2 separate regions of the Homo sapiens genome follow, and region 2 is linked to region 1. The links are chromatin loops, found by intact Hi-C in ENCODE. Cell type or tissue: B cell. All regions are shown on one strand. Each heading gives the region's core, and the rest is flanking DNA. Links, peaks and the distances in the headings are about the cores only.

What was found. Peaks named below come from ENCODE experiments on the same cell type or tissue, not always from the same donor. Only the 100,000 strongest peaks of a DNase experiment are listed, where the experiment ranks them.
Region 2: it touches region 1 in a loop (33-fold over the local background); 17 of 110 quality-filtered maps call a loop at or near these places.

What each region holds. Positions count from the first base shown.
Region 1 is chr7:35,903,403-35,910,884 of GRCh38, reverse strand. It overlaps SEPTIN7 (septin 7), which reads right to left. Exons shown (of 14, transcript NM_001788.6): 14 at 3,775-6,631. The coding sequence ends at 6,592. Among named protein-coding and RNA genes, the nearest start is that of SEPTIN7, 110 kb to the right of the region's middle. In B cell, for the core only: CTCF peaks have their summits at 4,036 and 4,238 (motif pointing right); a DNase peak (open chromatin) is centred at 4,274; H3K27ac peaks cover 1,253 bases.
Region 2 is chr7:35,422,188-35,429,669 of GRCh38, reverse strand. No RefSeq gene overlaps it. Among named protein-coding and RNA genes, the nearest start is that of TBX20, 170 kb to the right of the region's middle. In B cell, for the core only: CTCF peaks have their summits at 4,389 and 4,595 (motif pointing left); a DNase peak (open chromatin) is centred at 4,579; H3K27me3 peaks cover 246 bases.

The DNA.
Region 1 (7,482 bases), core at 2,812-5,311:
CTCAACTTTTTGTTATCGGGTCTCTCCACCAAACCAGTTGTTCTGCTTCTGTCTTTGCAGCTGGTTTCTGTAGATGCTGTTCAGCTACTGATAACATCTGGCCTTTCAGCAGGCTCAAAAAATTTGAAGTTAATAATGCTAGATTCAGTTGTATATGGGCTGTCCCGTAATCCCTGTTTCTCCCCCTTTTTTGTTTTTGTCATCAGTTATTCATCTGTTTGACATTGTAACTGAGCATTTTTAATTAACTGTGTGGAATGAACCACATATGAAGAATCAGAAATCACATTAATAGGCATATTAAAAGCAGTCAATACCTCAATTACAGCTACCAGCTCTGTTTTTTGAGCTGAAGTATAGGGCATCTGGAAAACTTTAGTTTTTGAACCAGAATAAGAAGCTTTACCATTACTAGACCCATCTGTAAAAACATTATCAGCACCTTCAATTGGTTTAAATTTAGTTATTTTAGGGAGAATCCAATTAGCTAATTTCAAAAACTGAAATAGTTTCATTTTAGGAAAATGATTATCAAGAATACCCAGAAAGTCAGCTAAATGGGTTTGCCAAATAAGACTATTTATAAAAGCTTGCTGTATTTGTGCCACCTTTATTTAGTACGCCCGCTCTTGTACAGCTCCTTCATGCATTGAACAGGACTAAGCTGCATTAGCAATAGCATATTGGGAAATCATGTGTGTGACTCTCAGAGCTGGGTCATAAAAGCCATGTGGCTTATGCCTTGCTCTCTCTTGGATTACTTGCTCTAGGAGAAAGCCAGCCACCATGTCACAAGGCCACTCAAGCAGCCCTGTGGAGAGGTCCATGTGGCAAGGGGCTGAGGCCTCTTAACGTCAACTTGCCAGTGATGTCAGTGAGCCATCATGGAAGCAGATCCCCCAGCCCCATTGAAGCCCACAGTTGACTGTAGCCTCAGCCAACATCTTTACTGCAAGGCACCCTGCCAGACCACCCAGCTAAACCGCTTAATTCCTAACCTGCAGAAACTAAGATAATGAATGTTACTATTACAGATTGTTGTGGTTTAAATTTTGTTGCCAGGATTGAGGGGCATTTATTGTGGAACAATGGATAACAAATACAAATGTTATGGAATCACACCGTGATATTTTAGCTTGCTTGTTTTTATAAAGAGGTGGAAATGCCCATGTCATAACCTTCTCAGGAGCTCTAGTTCACAATCTATGTGAATGCTCTGTATTTGGCACACAGCAAGTACTCCACAAACACTTGTTGCAGCACTTTTCAATTTTGTTTCCTTCCCTTAGACTTCAAAGTGAGTTCTCTCTCCCTTGATAGGCAGGTATTTTTCCCAGTTTGAATACTGTCTAAAACATTCGCATTTGGTGGGATGAGTTCATCAGTTCTTACAAGTTGGAGAAAAAAACCTATCTCCTTTTCAGGACATGAGCTATAATCAGGCCAATCATACCTGAATGGAGACTACAGAAAGTGGATTTTTATCAGCGGCCTCCATTCCATCTTCCAAAGCACCTGACTCTTAGGGATGGGGTCTAAATAGGCACTAATGAGGTGGAGATTTGAGAAAATGCCAATTTGAGTTCCTGGCACCTCTGCCCAGCAATAAAAAGGTCTAAGGAAGATTTCATTTGTGTCTGGGTGAGAGAACTGTGTTCCCAAAATATTGAATACAACATTTAGTTTTGTTTTTTAACTTTATCAGGGTAAGCCAGAGATTTGTATAATCACATTGAGAGTTATCCCTAAGGAAAAAAAAATTGGACAGCTCCTATTATGTCCCACCGATATATTCCGACTTCTGAAATGCAGGGAAAACAGCTCACATTAACACCAGGGGCCATGCCAGAGTGCTCATTACTTCACTCACCATTTGCCAAGTTGCTTAAAACTACTGGCTTATCCAAGACACAGGGAACTTTTCTGTGCTACGCTAGAGTACAGCATATATTTAAATATGAAAGAGATCATTAAAAATTCAAAGACAACAGAATTAAATGAGGGGTAAAAAAGTTGTATGCCTTTGCCAGAACAAGTTAGTTTGGTATCCCCACACTTGGGTGAGAGCCAGCCCCTCACCCAGGGGAATCTGTGCTCTACTTACGTGCAAATCTCCCGGTGAAATGCTGCTCCCTTGCAACACACTTGGACAAAAGGGAGCTAAGCGGGGTGGCCCACCTCGAAGAGAGAACAAAGAGAACAAAAAGGAAGTTTGTTGGTAGTGTCTGACTACCCCCCCTCTGCTAGCCTCCTCATCTATGCCACATCTTCACAAACCTCTGCTCTCAGAGGTGTCAGCTACTGCCTCTTCCCACCCCCATAGGGTTTCAGAAAGCCTGAGTGGCATTCGATTTCGGCAGGTCCACAAACAGCATCTAAAAGAGGTTCCGTGTGGCCAATAGGGTTTCAGGCTACCCTTTTTGAGAGCCTGGCGCAGAACAAGGTCTCCTTTCACTTGACCCTCCTTTGCCAATACAAGGCTGTTTGGCTGGGTCCAGCACCCCATGGGGCAAATGTTCAGGCCAAGAATAGTCTTCATTCTTCCCATGAAGCTTTCAAAGTCTTCTAAAGAACACAGGAAATTGTCAGCCTCTATTTTCTGCTGAAAATGGCTGACACTAAACTTTGAACATTCTGTGGATGAATCCCAAATTATGGGAACCAAGTTTGCTTGAAAAGCAGCAAAAGTTTTCATTAAAGATGAGAGACTCTGATAAACCATCTCGGCATTACTTACAAAGAATGGTGTATTTTATAACTCCAATTACTAACACCTTTCCTCTTTTGACCAAAATTACCTTATTTCCATGGAAGTAACTCCAAAAGACTATCTCTGTGCACAAAGAAGCAGATCCAGAGACTTACCATGGCACCATGCACATTTCCTAAAAATAAACCGTCACTAAAACTGAGAAGAAATACTTTTTGGTCTGTCATGACCCCAGCAGATTGTCACATTCTCGAGGTCTGGACACCTTAACGTGTGCAGTCACAATGTAATCCTCACTCCAAACCAGCAAGGAAGGCATGGGGTCTGTTTTATAGCTGAGAAAACATTCATAGAAGTTACATGCCCAATTCACAGAGTTGGGGTCTAAACTGAGACAATTAGCATGTCTGGTGCTTTCTGCTTCTCCAGGCTGCCTGGTGGCCAGCTGCCCCTCTTAATCAGGGAGCATCTGCTCTGTGCTAACAACTCTGTAGAAGATCATGCTTCAGAAATGTGGCAGTGTAGCAGACCAGGTACTTGCAAGGCGTAATATTTAAGCACAGGCCCTGGTGTAACTAAGACCAGTTCAAACTCTTGTTCTGCCAGTTACCACCTATTGAATAAGCTACTAAACATCTTAAACCCTCAGTTTCCTCATCCTTTTGCAGATGAGGAAACAGGGTTTAAGATGTTTAACTTATTCATTTATTAGATAATGTATTAATAAGTTACCTTAAGAGATAACTTACCCAATTGTTATCATTAAGGATTAAATAACACATGTAACTACTTAGGTTACCATCTGGAACAGGACAGTTATGGGAAGTTTTTATTACAAAAGGGGCAGGTAAAATTCTGGATGAAGTACAAGGGCTTACATTTGCAAGCTTATTATTAGAAAGGACTTCGATTTACTGGTGTGGCAAATTTTCCTTTCAGATCAAGTAGGACACCACAGCAGTCTTCACTAGGACCTTCCTTGGTGATTCAACAATAACTATTAACTATCCACATACTGCCTAGATCGATGGCCTCCAACGTGCAAAGTAATAATTCATTGGAGCTTGGGGAAAGTGTAAACCTTTTATTTCACTCTTTCAAATTTTGTTCCATAATGTTCACATTAGTGTAGCAGTACATTTGTTGACACATATTTTCATTGTTCAATACATATAATTATGGACACATGCTCAACAAATATTTTTGTAAGGAAATAGCATCAGGTTTGGAGACCATGATCTAGATAACTGAGTCAACATTTCGCTCCTCATGCATTCATAGCTATCAAGCCGTCTTTCCTTTTTCCCCCTTACCTACCATATCCTGACTTCTACTCCTAGTTTCTCCAAGAGGACAAAACATATTAAGATGCGGTGGGTCAGAATGTGCAGGTGGTAATGTGACACCCAGCTAATGAGTCTGAGAGGCATGGGTATCTCCTCAGCTTTCAAGATTACAGCCTGAGCTACACAGAAATAAACTGTGCCCACTTAACTTGCTTGTGAACCTGATATGGAAGCAATGATATCCCATTCCACTAGGTGGCAGCAAAACTCTACCCACAAGGTGCCCAAGTGGTTCACTGGTATTATTAGTGCTTACTTGTTCAGCCCCACTTAATTAGCAGAAAGACAGTGGCTAACAGGATACTTAAATTACATAATGCCTCCAACAGTGGAGAACAGACACTGCCATTTTGCTTTCTACAGGCTGGCCTTTCCTTAGGCCTACCTGAATTTTACATGTATTGTGAATGATCTTCTCAGACATCCACAGGCCAAATGGCAAAAAGAACCTTCTGATATACCTAAGCCTGGAGTCAACAATCAAAAGTCCTAGTAAAGTTATATAGATCCTGTATCAGATTCAGGTAAAACCCTGGGCATGCCATGGATAAAGAAAGACTTCTGAAAGTTTTCATTAGGATGGTAGAATAATGAATGTCTTACAAATTTATTATTATAATACATAGAATTTTGAAATAGTATTTCCCAGAAGCAGTAGTACTTAACCAGTTCAGCAGGCAGTCTATATACATTTTTTACCTTTGCATTTTCCAAATTCAGTAGGTTATTGTTAGCCTCCCTAAAACCAAACAATTTTGGCTAGAGGTGTTAACCCAATCTCTCAAAACAAAAACTGAAAAAAATAAACACCCAAACAACAATCTCTCTGCTATTGACTTATAATTATTCCCTCCGCTTAGGTCATTAATTTTAAAAAGTAAATAGGGTAAAACATTTCAAGATAATAAACTAGGCTACATTAATTAATTTCTTACCTAAATTATGCATTACATTAAAATCTATGTCACTTGACCTTAAGAAAAGAAATGACACTACCCTCTTTACAGTTAAAAAAAATTTCAGTTTCCAGGGACTTGAGAGTATACCTAATCTGAATGAGTCAGAAACTGTTCTCAGAGGCCAGGCATGACGGCTCATGCCTGTAATCCCAGAACTTTGGGAGGCTGCAAAAAATACAAAAATTAGCCAGGCGTGGTGGTGCACGCCTGCAATCCCAGATACTCAGGGGGCTGAGGCAGGAGGACTGCTTGAGCCCAGAGGGTTGAGGCTGCAGTCAAGTCGTGTTTGTGCCACCGCACTCCAGCCTGGGCAATGAAGCAAGACCCTGTCTGGGGGAAAAAAAAAATGTTCTCAGAAAAATAAGCATACAAATGAGAGATAGAAATGAATAGAGAGATATGGTATCTCTTAAATTAGAAAATCAGCACATATGCATTCTAAATGAGACAAGCATATAAAAGATGTCATTGTAGAGGAGGCAAACTTAAGCTGAAAAGTTTCTTCCCAAACATACTCTACTCTTGTACATCGACTGTAGGATATTTAAGACCTCACACAATATTACATCACAACATCGTTTATTATGTGAATTTTTTACAATACAAACAAAAAATACAGAAATGCAATATATGAATACAGCTAAATGCAGAATGGTGACTTTTTTCTCTTCAAGAGGCCATGATTCCCATTTCTAGTAAAATAAAGAGACTGCATATAGGTAGAAACAGGTTGGTCATTAGCTTCACAATTTTGCCTAGAAATGATCTATAAATGCATTTCCCCCCCTGCTACTTACCATAAAGTGTAAAAAGGGAGTTAAAGGAAAGTTTCCTTGTTGGTTCCTACCATATGAAAGATGCTATATTCTATTTTAGCAGTGCCAATATATGGAAAATATCTAAATTAAATGTTATTACAAAAATGAAGCAGTAATGAGATTCTGGCTAAAGAGGGCACTAAATGAGAATAATATATATTTAAAGAATCCAAAACAAACAAACAAAAAGACGTTGTTATAAAAAAGCTCTAGGTGCACAGTAAGCATATAGGGTTTTTTTTTTTTCCATGTGTATTTTTAAACAATGGAAGTGTCAAAAAATAGGGTCAACTGTGTTAGACTAAATTACATTATTGTATATGCTGCACTGAATGGAACCTTTGTATTGTAATTATCATAGAGAAGCACAGTTTGCATCATATTATGGCAATTTATCCTCAATGAAAATCTTCCAGAGTCCTTTTATTTTGGAATATCCTGTAAACAATCAAACCACCAGAACATGATTGTACAACAGTAAAATGTTCTCTTGCATTAAACTGAAGATATCTGTTTAATAAAAAAAGAAAATGTAGGAAAGGTACTTAGAGCTCTTACTTTCTAAGTACAGAACACCCTAGACAATTCAAGGCATCTTAATCTCCATCAAGAACAAAAAAAAAAATAATTTTTGTCATGCTGTTAAATCCATCATTATGGATAAAACTGGTGCAAATTGGTCAAACGGATCCAACAAACACTGATGTCCAAGCTGGCATATTGGCAACTAATACGTTAACTGGTGGTCAATAGAGAGTTTAAAAGATCTTCCCTTTCTTCTTGTTCTTTTCCAAGGTTCTAAAGGATAAAAGGAAAATAAGCAAGATGAGTAACCATTTTATAAACATGATAGACAACATGATAACAACAGCTAACCCAATTACAACAATGTTGGGATTTTCAGATACTACTTTTTCACTGAAAAAAATTAAAAGATTTAGAAGTAAACAGCTAAGACAATGTTAATCTATAATAGCATTTTCTTAGACAATCAAATATTTGACAAAACTCCAGGATAAGCAGTAAAAAAATAAGGCAAAACTCCATTTTAATATACAAGAACAATTCTTCCCAAATGAAACAGCACAAACTAAAAAGTATCAACTGGCAGCAAACAGGGTATTCTTTTTCCCCCACTGTCATTTGCATTTTGAAGTGCAATTGCTTTCACAAATCTATTTTCCTCTTCTTTGGGGAAAATGTTAACAGTAGGGTAGTGTAGTAGAACAAATGTCAAATCTGAAAATGTTTAGTAATGAGGATAAACTATATAATCCTTATAGGAATGCCACTTTTCAGTTTTAAGTGAAACTATTAAGGAAAAGAAAACCAAGGTACAAATATTATTGAATTTTGTATAAATTAAGAGAAAGTAATTGATTAGTTGTATTGGAAATCAAATATCTAACATTTTGTCTTAAGAATTTTATCGTAAAAACATAATTCAACAGTTAAAACATACCCCTAAATATGTAATAGATTTTGAAGAATGTTCCCTTTGTGTGCCAAAAATTGAAAACAACCCTTATGTCCAACAACTGGGGGGAGGAGGTAAGAAATCCAATGAAGGTAAGTTAACTGGGGAGAATGTTATGAAGTTGCTAAATCATAATTATGAATATTAAGTCATGAAAGATGTACTGAAAAAA
Region 2 (7,482 bases), core at 3,357-5,856, 480 kb after region 1:
GAGAAAGATAGAGTGTCTTGGGGAATGAGCACTTATGGTCGCATTTTGCTGCAGCTACACCGCAGGCTCTGAAACCTTCTGGGCTCCACTCAGGTTTGCGCTCTGCTTCTGTCTGCTCTCTGTGCAGTTTCCTCTGCCAATTCAAATGTCTATGGAGGTCGTGGGATCTCTTGCAGCTAGGATCTCAGAGGTCTGCAGTGGGAGTGTGGTCCCCTGGAGTTCCTTCGTTCACCCCTTCCTTAGGACCTCTTCAAGACTTGGAGACAGCCCTGGTGCTCAGTGACTTCATGCAGGCTTCCCAGCTTCCTCCCTCTTCAAACATGGTGTCTATTTTCTCTCAAAAGATCTGTTCAAAGTATGATGGTTTACTTGGTATTTTGTTTTTTCTTGGTTCTAGAGGCGTTTCCTGGCTGCATCTAGTTGGTCATCTTCGGTCACACTCCCCAAACACTGGTGCTGAGCCCAGCCCAGTACTGTCAGTCACCAGTCACCAGACAGGCCCTGGCCAAATCCAAGATGGCCTGTTTTCTATGTACTTCAAGAGTAAAGGATAAGAGAAGGACAAAGGGTCCAGCCAAGCTATATCCATTGGAATTGAGGAGGGGCCCAAGGAGAGCGGAAGTAAGAGTTGGCATTGTCCCTTTCTGGGCCTTCTGGGATGGTTGGTATTGTACAGAATTGCCCAGAATTTCCTTCCCTGTGTGTTTCTGAGTTAGGGTGGACCCAGGAAACATTCATGGCAGTGACACAGTAGCCATTATACTCCAAAGTCAGACCATAAACCTTGTCAGTGATCTGTTGGCTTACCTTGTTAAAGTAGGGTAGAGGCCAAGACTGCAGCTCTTGCTGGATCTCCCCTTCAGCTTCTCTGAGCCTTGAGCGAGGTGCATGTGCAGTGCTGAGGCAAAGGGCACTGTCTTCTTATGCAGGTCACATCACCAAGGTTGAAGGTGCTGAGAGGCAGACATGGGTTGTCATCTCTTCTTGTGGTTTCCAGTTTTTCCCCCCTTTCCTCCACTTCACAGTCAGCTTCTCTTTCCTCTGTTGACCATGAGCAGACTGTAGACTTCTTCACCAGCCTTGTAATTGGATAAGACCTAATCTTGTGCTGTCCAGTACAGTGGCCACTAGCCATGTGTGACTATTAAAATTAAAATGAATTAGAATGGAATAAAATGCAACATTTTCTCAATTGTACTAGCCACATTTCACATATGTGTCTAGTGCCTGTGTTATTGTACAGTGCAGAAGTATAACACTTCCATAATTGCAGAAAGCTCTATGGAATAGTACTGGTGTAATTCCTTTAATAAATTCCTTATTTCATAGCACTCATAGGGATTCTGCTTCCCTAATCACACCCTATCAGATACCCTCGCATTTTGTAAAGACTGGTCTAGGCCAGTGGTTCTCATTTTTTTGTCCTTCTAAGCCTCTTTCACTGATAACATTGTGAAAGATGTGTGACACATTTCAATGGTCCTACTCAGATTGCGACAAAATCCCTCAAAAATTTTCCAAGGAGGAAAAGCAAATAGGTGAAATAGACACAGCATTAGTTAACCTTTACCCTCGCCCCCCATTTTCTTTTTTTTTTTTTTTACCACTTTAGAAAATATACCAAAATGTGTATAAGATGACATTTTATTGATTTTAGATGTTTCTTCTTTTTTATTATAGGCATTTATGCCATAAATTTCCCTCTAAACACTGCTTTTATTGCATCCTGTAAGTTTTGGTGTGTAGCATGTTCATTTTGATGAATCTCAAAATATTTTCTAATTTCCCCTGTGATTTCTTTGACTCATTGGTTTTGTAGAAATATATTATTTAAGTGCCACATATCTGTAAATTTCCTTCTGTTATTAATATGTTGTCTTTTTGTTGTTATTATTGTTTGTTTATTTAGTGACTTCTCTGGACTAATTCTGTAAAGTCTGTATTTTTGTCATAGGTGGCTGTTGAAGTCTCTGCTCAGCTTAGTGGTCATCTGATTATTGGACAATTATTTTCTTAACTCCCTGGAAACAATAAGCCTCCAAATTTTTGCCAATGATTGACTCCCAATGTTTGCATGTTAGGGCACACATTCAATTCTCAGCAAAGTGGTTGGAAACTCTGCCTTAGCCTTCATTTCCTGCTTGTGTAGAGCCTACAGGTCAGCCAGAGGTGAGAACTTAGGGCCCTTTCTGGTGTTTCCTGAACATGTGTACAGCCTAATATGTGTGTGTAGTCTTCCAGATTCCCTTGAACGTGTTGGAGTTTTTCAAATCCCCTATGACCATCTAATTTCCCAGTTTTCCTTTAAAGTTTTTGGTTTGTCTATTGTTTTTTCCAGCTGCTATTCTCTGCCTCAGGCAGCCATGAAGTTAAACAACTGCCTGTAACCAATGCCCCTTGGAGAAAAGGATTTTTGTTTGTGGGGGATAGGGGTCTGGAGGCTTTTTGCACTGGCTGAGCTCCAAAACAGGTTAAATAAAGACAACTTTGTCAGGGAAGTCTTCCAGGGAACTACCAGACAGGGAAAATTATGGTAATTCTTGCAAAAAGATGCTTTGAAAGAGCTCCAGCCTCCATTTGGTGACTGCTAGCCTGCTGATTTTCACAATGATTATGGGTAGTTATTTTTCAAGGCTACTGCAGGGCAGGGAGAGCTGAGACTAGGACAAGACAAAATGCTACAAAGCTTGCTGTTCTTACCAAGATTCAGATATTTTGTTCTTGAATATATACCCCACTGCTTGTTGTAAACCTTTATTTAATTTTTAGAGCTCTGAAAAAGTTGATTCTGATCATTTTTGTCAGATTCCTTTGACGGAGGAAAGAATTTTCAGAGGTCCTAACTTCACCATTTTTTTCAGACATCACCCAAGGTTGACATTTTATGCAGATAATCACAAATTATACTTTTCCAACAGACAAAACAAGACCAAGATAGAAAAGAAAATCACTCAATCATCCAACCTAAGTACTCCAGCCTTAGTCCATAGTAAAATAAGAAATACTACATGGATACTACCTGAACATGGAGGAAGGCTAACTACATGTTTTCTTAATTATTTGCATTTCATGAAGGCTACTTGCCTAGGATCAATGTGGATGGCTATTGAGAAAATATTAAAGACACTGAGATGAGCAAAGAGGGTGAGTCCTCTCTTTGGAAAGAGATGGGAGCCTCACATAATTTGTCACGCCCTCTGCAGTGTTCACTCTTCCTATCAGGTGCATACTTCCCTGGAATCAGTCAAAGCCTCAGGGGGTAGGGGGAGGTAGCGGAATACTGTTCTTTCCTCCTCCAGTCTCTCCCCTGCTCTGTGTCATCTCCTCCTCACTCTGTCACCCAAGGACCTAATGCCCCACTTCACCCTTCAACTGAACAAACCTAATCTCTAGAAAGGTACTTCTTCTGTATCCCACATTTTAGCCTTAGAAAACCAGCCCCACCTTGTCCTATTGGAATGAAGTTAGCTTTTACAAACCTCAGCAGTTCCTGAGTAATCTACTGCATGTCCCTTGTCCTGACAAAGGATTTCTCAGACATAGCTGAGAGGTGTGTTTTCTTTTATCGGCAAGAAAACTTACTTATTTTTTCTCTGATGCCCTTTGATTTATTTCCATTGAACACCTATAAACAATTCACCACCTCAATGCTAAGCACATTTATAGACTAATTCAGTATTTCTGAGGCCTTTTGTAGGCATCTCATATCTGCTCCTTGAGTAACAGAGGCAGCTGGGGCAGATTAAATGCAGTAATTCCTGTGAAATAAATTAGAATTTCTTGGATTCCCTATGAGTACAAATTATTTTGCTCTATCTTGTTATTTTAAAGGAAATAGTAAATGTCCTATTTGTGTGGCACCTGTGGATTTTTTTCTCAAAGGAGAAGGTGCAGATACACCTGAGTGCTGCCTTCTCTGTTTTACTACTCAAAGCATAAACATTGAAGACTTTTTAAAGACAGTCAATAAAGAACAATAGTTTAGTGTGCTGACATATGCTTTTTGCTTGTTTGTTTTGAGACAGGATCTTGCTCTGTCATTCAGACTGGAGTGCAGTGGTGAGATCTCAGCTCACTGCAACTTCCATCTCCCAGACTCAGTTGATTCTTGTGCCTCCACCACCTAAGTAACTGAGACTACAGGTGTGCACCACCATGCCTGGCTAATTTTTTTGATGTTTTTTGTTGAGACAGGGTCTTACTATGTGTCCCAGACTGGTCTTGGCTTCCCGGGCTCAAGTGATCCATCTGCCTTGGCCTCCCAAAGGCTGAAATTACAGCTATGAGCGTGCCCAACTGTAAACTGATATATGTTATTAGAATCTGCACCATATCCAAATGAACTTTAATTTTCTTCCACTCTTCAAGTTTGGAGGAAGAAACACATCATTTTTATTGCTGGTGTCAATTTTTAAGAAAAAAATTTCACTTTAACAAAACCAGGATTTTAAGATGAAAACAAAGTAGAATCAAACAAAAAGAAACAACAATTGCCACCCAGCTCCCCCGCTCAAGGAAAAACACCTGTGCCGTTGCTCAGCCACAGGATCAGTCCAGGCCTCCTGTGGCCACTAGCTGCAGTGGTTGGTTGTGTGCACTGCACTGCCCTCTGCTGGGTGGGCCAGCTCACATCTTACTTTTTTTTTTTTTTTTTTTTAATTGTGGTAAGAGTGCTAAACAAGAGATCTACCCTCTTGACAGATTTTTAAGTGCACAATACAGTATTGTTAACTATGGGCACAAAATTGTTCAGCAGATCTCTAGAACAAATTCATCTCATATAACTGAAATTTTATACCAGTTGAACAGCAACTCCCTGTTTCCCCCTTCTCCCACCCCCTGACAACCACCATTCTACTTACTGTCTGTTTCTATTAATCTGACTACTTTAGACACCTAATATGAATGAAGTCATGCAGTTTTTTCCCTTCCGCGGCAGGCTTATTTCACTTGGCATAACGTCCTACTGGTTCATCCATGTTGTTGCATATAGCAGAGTTTCCTTCTTTTTTAAAGCTGAATAATATTTCGTTGTATGGATATACCACATTGTCTTTGTCCATTTATCTGTCAGTGAACATTTAGGTTGTTTCCACATCTTGGCTATTGTGAACAGTACTGCAATGAACACAAAGGCTCACATCTTAATTCCATCTCCTCTGAGGCTTTTATCTGGAGTGGCCCATTTGATCTCTGCATTTGCCACTGTAGAGCCTGGGGCTTTGTAGTGGGACTAGGAGCTCCCATATACCCTATATCCATAAAAGTATGCTGCATTGCTTGTCAGGGCAAGGACCCTCCCTCTACCCTCCACCCAAGGATGAGACAGAAAGGGAGAGGACTTCAGCAATATTCATTATTGCTGATGAAGGTCACTGGGGTTGTAAAAGAAGGAGAAAGACTAAGACCGAGAAAGTCTGATGAGGGTTATGCTGGAGGTATTTGGGAGTGACAAGAAGGGAAGTATAATTTCAGAGGCCTGGCAATAAAGCACTGGAGAAAGGATATTTGGAAAATAACATTGGAAAGGGGCCCTTCATATCAAGCCACGAGAACAGGGCAGTAGATATACCCTGCTACCTCCTTGCTGGACAAGTATGTACCACAAATGAATCAGGCAAGTCCTTAAGGAATATCTAATCTACAGGGAAAACGAAACATGTGGACAGAAAACTCTATTCCAAGGTAGAAGTTTGTGTTGCCAGGGAGCCATGATTAATGTGTTCTCAGAGTTTAGAAGAGGAGAAAGCCCATGTGGCTGGGGGAGGATAGGAGAGGCCTCGTGGTGAAAGTAGGATTTTAGTGCAGACTTGATGAGCAAGGAAGACTGGATATGGAGAAGACCAGTCTTTAAAAGCTGTTTAGTTCTCATTTTAGTTCCTTAAAAAGCAAACTTTCAAGGGTAGATAGAGGGTGTGGGGAGGGAGAGGTCTAACCTCACTTTCTGAAATGGAATTTTCATGTAATAACCAATAGATCCTTTCACTGTAAAGATTTATGTCAAAATAAACATATGTAGTGGTAACTTTTGAAATTAGCTTCTCCAAATCAGTCTTAGATTTAAATAATTTAGAGGAACACGGATGTTATGGGCTGATGTGTGTCACTTGCCCCAAATTCCTGTGTTGAAGTCCTAACCCCCAGTACCTCAGAATATGGCTGTATTTGGAGATAGGGTCTTTAAAGAGGTGATTAAGGTAGAATGAGGTTTTATGGGTGGGCTCTAATCCAATATGACAAGTGTCCTCATAAGAACAGGAGATCAGGACACAGACTGAGGGGCAACGATGTTAGGACCGCAAACTGGGGAGAGAAGCCGCAGAAGCTATCAACCCTGCCAGCACCTCAGTTTTGGACTTCCAGCCTCCAGAACTGTGAGAAAATATATTTCTGTTATTGAAGCCACCCAGTCAGTGGTACTTTGTTATGGCGGCCCTGGCAAACCAATACAATAGGCATTACGGATTCATAAAACACAAAAACTTACTCCTGCGTTAAAGCTGGGAAACAATAGGCTCAGCCCTAGGAACAATCACTTGGATATTCCAAATGAGTATTTTCTTAAATAACAGGGCAGTCTGGATTGTCTTCCAAGTTGTTTGATTAAACATAGTAATATGTCCAACCAGAAAACCCCTAGCCATATTACAACAAACTAGTTGCTAGGATTTCTGTGTGATTGAAACTCTTTGACTTTTCAACCCATTGTTACTGCACGCGGAGACATACTCACTGTTCACCCTGGACTGCCAGATGATGTACTCTGTGTGAGTGTCAAGACTATTTTTACTATTGAATGTCACCTTTTGTGGCAGTCCATGTTTCTAGTTGCAAAGCAACCAAAATCCACTCTGACTAGTTTAAGCAGGAAAAGAATTTATTAATGAATATGAAGGAACTCACAGAATTGGGGGAAGGGCTAGAGAGAGGGACCTGAAGCTCAGCTCCTAGGAGCAACACCCAAACTCTGAACAGAAAATGGCCTGGCAAGAAAATCATTGTCTCTGACACTGCTGAATACCTAGTGCCAGAGATTCAGCTTTACTGCACCAGTTTTTCCATCCCTTTTGAGGACATTTCTGCAATAGGATCTTCCATGTGGAAGTCTTTCCCAGGTACAACTGACTGATGAACCCACAGGACAAATGTTGTGTCCTGGGTATGAAGGAGGCAAGTAACTTCATTTCCAACTTCTATATTGGGAGACATGGATATTTCAGCTAATAAAGGGAGGTTATTTTAAAGATGATGGGAACTAAAACTACCATTTGATCCCGCAATCCAACTACTGGGTATCTACCAAAAGTAAAAAATTATTACTAAAAGATACCTGCACTTCATTGCAGCACTTCTCACGATAGCAAAGATACAGAGTCAACCTAAGTGTCCCTCGACAGATGAATGGAAAAAGAAAATGTGGTATATATACACAATGGAGTACTATTAAGCCACTAAAAAGAATGAAATCATGTATTTTGCAGC